3 separate regions of the Mus musculus genome follow, and all the other regions are linked to region 2. The links are chromatin contacts, found by Hi-C or POLR2A ChIA-PET in ENCODE. All regions are on one chromosome and are shown on one strand. Each heading gives the region's core, a stretch centred on a gene start or an enhancer-like site at or near the end of the contact. The rest is flanking DNA. Distances are from core to core; before and after follow the strand shown. Region 1 holds the start of 5730435O14Rik (RIKEN cDNA 5730435O14 gene). Region 2 holds the start of Cd164 (CD164 antigen). Region 3 holds the start of Mical1 (microtubule associated monooxygenase, calponin and LIM domain containing 1).

Evidence for each region. Hi-C counts contacts between places; a loop is a spot of excess contacts on that map. ChIA-PET counts read pairs that join two places held with the same protein, here RNA polymerase II (POLR2A).
Region 1: a map of left cerebral cortex shows a loop between it and region 2 (2.6-fold over the local background). The contact joins the promoter of 5730435O14Rik here to the promoter of Cd164 in region 2. A Hi-C loop is called at or near these places in 4 of 37 maps with a recorded cell type or tissue (Patski, gastrocnemius and left cerebral cortex). POLR2A ChIA-PET finds 5 or more read pairs at or near these places in 4 of 5 experiments (Patski and embryonic stem cell).
Region 3: a map of T-helper 17 cell shows a loop between it and region 2 (1.8-fold over the local background). The contact joins the promoter of Mical1 here to the promoter of Cd164 in region 2. A Hi-C loop is called at or near these places in 2 of 37 maps with a recorded cell type or tissue (T-helper 17 cell and heart). POLR2A ChIA-PET finds 5 or more read pairs at or near these places in 4 of 5 experiments (Patski and embryonic stem cell).

The regions. Positions count from the first base shown.
Region 1 is chr10:41,566,732-41,569,473 of GRCm38, forward strand. 5730435O14Rik (RIKEN cDNA 5730435O14 gene) reads left to right here and starts at 1,285. Exons shown (of 4, transcript NR_045341.1): 1 at 1,285-1,368. All of the region lies in intron 37 of Ccdc162 (coiled-coil domain containing 162), which reads right to left.
Region 2 is chr10:41,518,167-41,521,118 of GRCm38, forward strand. Cd164 (CD164 antigen) reads left to right here and starts at 1,334. Exons shown (of 6, transcript NM_016898.2): 1 at 1,334-1,534. The coding sequence starts at 1,369.
Region 3 is chr10:41,475,030-41,477,862 of GRCm38, forward strand. It overlaps Mical1 (microtubule associated monooxygenase, calponin and LIM domain containing 1), which reads left to right and starts at 1,285. Exons shown (of 24, transcript NM_138315.2): 1 at 1,285-1,511. Gm51797 (a long non-coding RNA gene) reads right to left here. Exons shown (of 2, transcript XR_003948996.1): 1 at 2,645-2,833.

The DNA of each region.
Region 1 (2,742 bases), core at 35-2,534, 49 kb after region 2:
TGCCAGGTTGACCTGATTTTCTCAGGAAATAGAGCAGCAGGATGCTCGAGAACCGGAAGAGCATGCTGGAAGAGCATGGCTGTGTGGCAGAATAACTGCGTGCTCCAGGCCCATGTCTTTGGCAGCTGCACAGCCTGGGAGGTCTAGTGTGGCAGCTTGGGGACTTGGGATTTGTCCTGACTTCACAGCTACTAATGACTTAAACAAGGATGCTTAGAGCTCAGAGCATCAAGAGGCTAAAGAATGGCCCAAACTGACCAAGAAGACAGATGGTGGGACAGTACAGTGTCCGAGGACAACATGTGTGAGCAGACAACATGCGTGAGCAGACAACAGGTGAGCAGAGGCTGGCGTCTCCAAGGTCTCCAAGCACTTCCTGAGCTGCAGATACACCTGATAGAGATTTGCCCCGCCTGCAAATCCTACTTTCCTTCCTACAAGATGTTATCCTTAGCTGGGTGTGGTGACACACGCCTATGACCTAGCAGCTGGGAAATAGAAGCAGGAGGATGGTAGAGTTGGTGACCTCAAAGTGAAAACAACATTCCGTGCCCTGCCAAAAATCAAAGATCCTTATCCTCAGCGATGGGCTGAGCAACAGTGTGCAGCTCGTGTGTGTGTGTGTGTGTGTGTGTGTGTGTGTGTGTGTGTGTGTGTGTGTATGGTGCTTTTATATATATATATATATATATATATATATATAATGCTCACACACACACACACACACACACACATATATATATGAGCAGGAATTCATACATACATACAGATGTATATATGTGTGTATATATACACACACACACTTACACACACACATCACAAAACTTATTCTTTTAACTGTCATCAAATACAGAACAGTGGCAGCATCATGACCACATGACAAATCTCTTTCCATCTCACAAAATAAAACCAGTACCCACTGAATACTAATTTGCCCTTTCTGTCCCCACCCATGGAAACCACCATCCCACCTTTTTTCTCTGAGAGTCTTCAGGGAACCTGAGAAATATCAAATTCAGGATCCTTACACTCGTTTTACTCTGCATCATGGCTCATTGTGTGGCACCGTGTGGCAGAATGGCCTTTCTTTTTTGTTTTTGAGGATTAATACACTATTTTTATTTGTGCATACTATTTTTATTTATGTGTGTATGCCGGCACGGGTTCATGTACACCACTGAAAGCAAACATATTTGTAAGCCGCCCAGTGTTGGGGACTGCTGCGAGAGCAGCAAGCACTCTTCATTCCTGAGCCATCTCCAATCTTTAAAGCAAGGCACAGTGGGTTTTGATTTAAGGCCCCTGCCCCTGGGAGATGGGGCCTCTCATCAGCACACACAGTGATGCTTCAGTGTAAATGAACACCGAGTAAGTATATGACTACATCTGTATCTGGGGGAAACGGATCTCCAACCACACTTGAGAATCCTCTACCTCATAACTAAGGGTTAAAATGTTTAATGTAAAAATTATGGGAACATTTCCAAAAACTTAAGAAAAATGTAAACCTGAAGAAAACAATATCCACCCAAAATTGAGCACATTTTTCCAAAACAGATTTTTTTTTAAGTTTTAAATTTCATTTATTTATTTACTAACTTAAAAAAAAAAAAAAAGAAAAGAAATACAGTCTTTCTTTCTGTGTAGTCCAGGCTAGTTTGGAGTTCTTGTCTCCTTTCCTCTAACTAACTGACGAATGTGTGTAAGTTTGTACGTGGAGGTCAGAGGGCAACCTGCTGGAGTCTGTTTTCTCCTTCCACTGTGTGGGTTCTGGGGATCAAACTCAGGTCACCAATCTTGGCAGCAAGCCCCTTTACTTACTCAGCCATCTCACTGCTCCCTGGGGTGGAACTCATTTTCCTCCCTTTTCATTGCGTGTGTGTGTGTGTGTGTGTGTGTGTCTGTGTGTGTCTGTGTGTGTCTGTGTGTGTCTGTGTGTGTGTGTGTGTCTGTGTTTGCATATGCATGTGAGCATGCCATGGTGTTTGTGTGTGGGTTTGATGGAACAATGTTCATGAGTTGGTTGTCCACTTTCACCATGGGACCCACAGATGGAACTCAGGTCACCCACACTTGGCTGCAAGCACCTTTACTCACTGATCCATCTTACTGGCCCCCTGGCCTGGAACTTTTAGTCTACCTGCCTGAGCCTCCCGAGTGCTAGGATTACAAGTGTGTACCACTGTGCCTAGCAGGACAGATTTTCTTCTTTTTTTTTTTTTTATTGTAATAGTTGCATGGAGATGATTTGTCTGTCAAGCACTTATTAATGAATGACCCTGAGCCTGGTGTCCAAGCATGAATGTGTGCTCCCTCATGCCGCCTTCTCAGACATAAGAGTCATTCAAAATGAATTCTTTCAATTTTAGCAACTGCTTCCTGCCAAGGGTAAATACTGTTAAACACTACATTTTAGGGTGGTAAAGAGCTCAGATAGCTTTTCTGATATACACAAATGTAAAATTATTGGTGCTACTTCTGCTGTGGAGGAAATGTGGGGGGGGGAATGAAATGCTACTCTTTGATGCTGTTAGCCTGTTACTAGCTTTTCCCCCTCAAACTGTACACTTCAAAAATATTTCCTACGCTGGGCAGTGGTGGTGCAGGCCTTTAATCCCAGCACTTGGGAGGCAGAGGCAGGCGGGTTTCTGAGTTCAAGGCCAGCCTGGTCTACAGCATGAGTTCCAGGACAGCCAGGGCTACACAGAGAAACCCTGTCTCGCAAAACCAAAAACAAACAAA
Region 2 (2,952 bases), core at 84-2,583:
ACTGGCTCATATTTATTTTACAGAGTACACCCACAAAGGAACCACATTAAATTCATTACTGGCAGAAATAAGGGCTTTCAATCTTTCGCTAAAGTTGTAAAAATGCTTTTAGAGTCATTTTTTAAAATGCATACTACAGCGAAACAGACACCACCGAAACATCTGATATTCTTGTTATTAGGGTCACATGCATAATTAAAATTATGACATTAAAATTGTAACATAAAATATGGCAAACGCTAAACAATCAAGACAGCATAGTGCAAAACCCAGGGACTCTTGCATGAGGGACAATCGTTCTACCAAATGAACTACATTCCTAGCTCTACCTATCATTTTCAAGTCTCATTTAAAAAAAAAAAAAAAACCAAAACCACCTACTATAAGCATGTCAAGCGTTGATTATTTTGTGAGACCCGGCATCAGATGGCGCTCACGACTAAAGAGAGCCAGAGTCCGCCAACAGGCACTGAAAATGCCTGTTCTGCCACTATGCTATCCTAGTGTCAGGGTCAGGTCACTTTCCCCAAGTCTCATACTTCGTCGCTCGTGATGTGGGGATAGGAAGAGGCACGAAGGCTTTTCATCCCTAGCCGTCTTCCTCTCTGACCACAGTGATTGGGGCTGGGACAGATCGATCCCTACTGCGGATCTCTGAGTGACTCGGAAGAAGCAGGTGAGGCAAGGGCACCGGTGGCGGTTACGACAAGGAAGCGTCCGGGACAGATCACTTTCGGTCCCACCCACAGCTACGGGCACTGAACCAGTGGCCCGGCAAACTCTTGGATCCCGTGGTTCCGTCATTACTGAGTCCCCGAACTCTCAAAAACAAAAATTCACACTTAAAAATAAATCAAGCTTCACGGAAGAAAAGGCGGCTCCTACAGAGCCCTAGGCGAGCGCGGTCAGCAGAACTCAAGCTCAGCGGTCTCAGAGCCTCCGGGCTTCTTACCCGCAGCGCGCTACCGAGGGGTCACGTGACACCTCGCGGCCCGCCTCCCAGGCGGCGCAGGTGGACGCCCCTCGCTACGTCACGTGGGCAGTTCCATCCTTGCCAGGGCGGGGGGAGATCATCCGTGGTGCAGATGTGAGGAAAGCTCCATTGTGCCGCGCGTGATCCTCCCAGGACAAGAAGGACGGCTTGCGACGCACGGACTGCTGCCCTAGAGGTCTCCGCGGCCGCTTCTCTCCCTCCGGCCGGCTTCCTAGTGGTCTCGCCCGTTCCGCCCCGCCCCGCCGGGCTGCTCACGTGACCGGCGCGCGCTCCCGCGGGGCGGGCTTCTCGGGGGGCGGCGCCGCAGGGACGCAGTGCTAGACGGAGCCTGCTTTGCCGCAGCTTTTCTCCCGGACGCCTGGGCTGAAGACACAATGTCGGGCTCCTCCCGCCGACTGCTCTGGGCCGCCACCTGCCTCGCCGTGCTCTGCGTCTCGGCCGCGCAGCCCAACATCACCACCCTGGCTCCCAACGTGACCGAGGTGCCGACCACGACCACCAAAGTGGTCCCGACGACGCAAATGCCCACCGTGCTACCAGGTGGGCGCCCGCCGCACGCGCCGAGCCGGTGGGGACTCGCGCAACATGGCCGCCCGGCCGGAGGACGGCGGCCCGACGGGGTGGGGGGCGAAGGCGACAGGCGAGCTAGGCCGCGAGCGTTGCCCTCAGAGGCGCCATCCCCCCAAGCGCCTGGTAACTCCGCGCCGCAGCTCGGGACGGCGACGTGGCTTGCTTCCGCGGTGGCAGTTAGGAGTAATTGGACGAGGCGACGCGCCCCGCGGTCGGCGGGGTGCGCAAACTTTGGGCTCGTGGGACAGACTCTTGTCCTCCCCTCGAAACTTCTCCGGAAGTTTCTAATGAAGGAGTTCGGGATAGGTGGGGGACATTTAGAGATGAGTTGGGTGTCCCTTTGCCCCCTCCCACCAGCGAGCCTCCTGTAACTTCACGTTGACTTAGCTGAGCGGTGTTGGCTGTATCTGAGATTTGAGTGGTAAGGGAAGAACGAGGCTTGTGGCGGATGATGAGAAGTGAAACCTAGGGACATATAAAGAGCAAGATGTGATCTCCCGGGGGCCTGTGTTTTAAGGCTGTGGAGTTAGGTTGAAATTCAGTCTGTCCGTTTTTCTGAAATCCGATCAAGGAACACGCCTTTTGTTCAACTCTAGGGTTCGTTAAGGCTTGTACAAATTGGCATAGGCCGTGACGACGCAAATGAGACAGAAGGTAAATTTGAAGTAATGAGGTGAAAACACGACGTGCTTTAAGTTGGTTATTGCTCTTAATCTAGTAACTGCGCTTCTCAACCTAAAGATTGACTTGTCCTAGTGCCTTCTCTAGGGTTTTGGTTTTTTTTTTTTTTTTTTTTTTTTAATATGAATAAAACTAAGTAGTTCCCGATTTTTTGTTAGAAGGATGCTAGGGTAACAGATATTTTTAAATGAACAAAGTAAATTACAGAACAGTTCTGGGAATCTCTATCACGGTTAAAGTGATAAAGTAAAATATTGTTTGACTCCTACCTACTTGACAATTTCCTCCCAGACTTGTAATGTGTGGGTTCTTCATATTGTTTTAAGAGAAGCCTGGAAATACAAGTTAATTGCCTTGTATAATTGAAATGCCCACAGAGGAGATAACTTGTGTTTTCTGGCAATTACGGGGTTAGCTGCAGCATTCCGAAGGCTGCATCCATTATCAGGCTACACTGTTGTGAACAGCGTGTCTTAAGAACGAGTACTTTATGAATGGTTCTTCGTGTCCTGTTTGCAGTAAATACGTGTTGAGATCCAGGGCTTCAGCAAAGGAGAATGGTGCAGGCGACTAGTTTCTAGAAAAGAAAGGAACTTAGCTCCATTCTGGCCTGCTAAATTCTAATTTCTGGATTGTTTGGTTTAGTGTTCCCGAAGCCCCAACCATACAGTTGTTTTGTTGCCACTTTGTAACTAATTGTGTTGCTT
Region 3 (2,833 bases), core at 35-2,534, 43 kb before region 2:
GTAAACAAGACACAGTAAGTTGCTGTAGTCCATCTGCTAATAAAAGGGAGAGGCATGATCCTGAAAGCCGGAAGCCCATCTCTACTGGGCTTTTTAGAACATTTTTTACACTGTGTGTTTAAGTATGGGTGTGTATGACATTCTGCAAATTTGTTCCAAGCAAAATGATGTCACTCTCAGGAACACAAGTGGGCCCAGCTCAAAGGCTTCCTGGCTTCCAAAGTGTGTGGCCTGGCTGGATTGTTGGCCTCTCCTGGCAGAGGGCTGGCATTTCCTCTTGCTTCTCTCTCTGCCTTCTTATCAGCTGCAGCTGTGTGTGTTTAGAGCTCAGGACTTACTGGGTACCCCAGTATATCTGGACAAAATGCAAAATGATTTATTCAAACACAAACCCAAAAAGATAGCCACTGGACCTTGGCTTTTGTTGGTCCCTGGACCTCAAGAAGAGAGATGTAGCCATTTTTTCCTAGGTTAAGCACTTCTGGGGTAGCGATTTTACTTCCTCATGATGTCAAACCTTATTTCAGTCCCGTGGTTTAACAGTGGTAGGTTGGGATCCAGAAAGGCCTGGGGCTGATAGCATCCATGCCACTGGCTGGTGAACATGTGCAGTCATGAAGCCTCATTGACATTTCAGTAAAATAGGTTTTGTTAATGCTCATGCAATAAATGAGAACTGCTGTTTTATTAACTTTAAAGCTGCTTGATTTTGAACAATTCCTTTCATGCTACAATTTCTTAACAGGAAATACTAAGAATTTGATTCCAAAGTTCCCTAGCATTGTCTGAGTCTTGACTTTAGTTCTGCACATTGAAGTTTTATCCTCTCCCACATACCCTTACCATCCTGTTTTTCTTAGTTGAAAACACACACACACACACACACCTGGTTGTGTGTGTACCTGGTTGAAAGATGTGGACCAGGACTTTAAGCTTTGTCTTTAGCCTGAGCCTGGGAGCCAGCCGACCTGTCCCAGGAGAGATGGACCCCCGCAACTGGATCGCCTGTGGCGCCAGGGGTGTGAATTTATCGGTGGGAGAGGTGAAGAGAGCTCAGACATCTGGCGCCACTCTCGGTTCTTGCAGCTTCAATAAACTTCTTGCCGGAGGCCTGCGCCCGCTCGGCCAGCTCTTGGAAGTGGCCTACAGCGTGGGTACCACCGGGGCGGACTCAGGCACGGTCACTCAAGTCTCTGCTCTCCCTGTCCCTGCCTGGCCAGACCGTTTGGAGGCCCCCAGCAGCCCCTGGTGTAGGCAGAACCACGCCCTACAGCACCACCCGGCAGGCGTGGGCGGGACCCAGGCTGTCCCCAGAGGAGGACTGCGGAGTACGGAGGTTCGGAGTAAGTCTTCCTCTGTGCTCTGCGCTGGCGCTGCGGTCCAAACTCTTTGGAACTCCCCGGTTTCTGCCACCAGGCATCTCTTGCTTTCCCTGCGCCACCCCTTCCTCTGCCCCTAGGCCTGGGACACCCTTCCGACAGGAAGCGGCTCTTCCAGCCCCAGAAACGCTGGTAAGTAATCCAGCGATGCCTGCTGTGCGTCCTCCTGCTCGCTGGGCTGGGGGTGAGGATAAGGAAGGGGGTGGGGAGCGCTTCCGGGGAAATGGGGTAGGGAGCCACGCCTGGCTGGTTTGGCGGGTCCTCTTGCCGGCCCTACCCAGATGAGCGCCTTTGTGCAGATTTTGCTGTCTAGAGTATTGGGAGCTCTCACCCCCGCTGCTCAAGGTCCAGCTCTCCATCCCTTTAGACGCTCCACCAATGGCACATCCTTTGTGCTTGTTTCCAGTCTGGGTACCTCTTTTATTTCCTTTAGCAGAGGTCGCTCCAACCCCCAGTCTCCCACTTCCAAGAGGGACTCCTGTCCTTTCTGAAGATCTATCCACTCTTGTCCTAGTGACCCCCTAGGGCAACCTTTGCCTCCTCCTACTACGCGGGCAATGAAGGGGCTGCTGGGGGATGATAGATCGGCCCACAACCCCCCCACCCCACCACCTAGTTGCCTCTCCCACCGAGAGCAACCCATCCCCCCATACTCTTCATCTCTTCCGGTGGCAGCGTGAGAAAGCCCTCCAAGAGCCCTTAAGCTGCGTGTGGGCTGGAGGGAAGGAAAGGGGTACAAAGAGAGGCCTTGTCTCCAGAGATTCCTGGGAGAGCACAGAGGAACGCCGTGGGAGTGAGGCTAGGGGTCGATTAGATGTGAGGGTCTGCGGAAGGGGTTGCTAACCCCACTCCTTCCCACAGCCCGTTGGAGCAGCGACGCAATCTCTTCTCAGGGGAAGTGTTTTGACCACAGTGAGTCAGAAGGTCTGTCATGCAGACAACAGTCACAACATTCTCAGGCTATTTGTGAGGGTAGTTTGGGTGGCTGAGAAGTGGAATCTACACAGGCAGTGTTGCCCCTTGTCAGGAGGCAAGCACGTGGAAAAGAACTTTGCCTTTGGGGAGAGGCACATCCTACAACCAGCGTGGCACTAAGTTCGCCAAAGGGCGCTGGCGAACAGAGACTTAGGAAGAAATGGGTGTGTGTCTGTGAGGCAGCCGCAGTTGAACTGGGGTGTTAGTTCCTGCTGTCTACAAGAAGGGAAACCTCCGCCCCCACCCCACCCCTGGCAGCCCGCTGAGAAACTCCCCCGTGTCCTACTTACAGGTCCTAGGGAACGCCCACTACAATTTCTTGTCCCCTGGGCCTCGGAGATCGCATATGAAAGCTGCCATGACACTGGTCGACAGGAGGCTCCCTTAGCATCCTTGTGCCCAGGACTACTGTGTTTTCATTTCTAAATTTGGCGAATTTCACTTTATAAGAGATAGCTGCTGTCTCAGAAGGGGTCGGG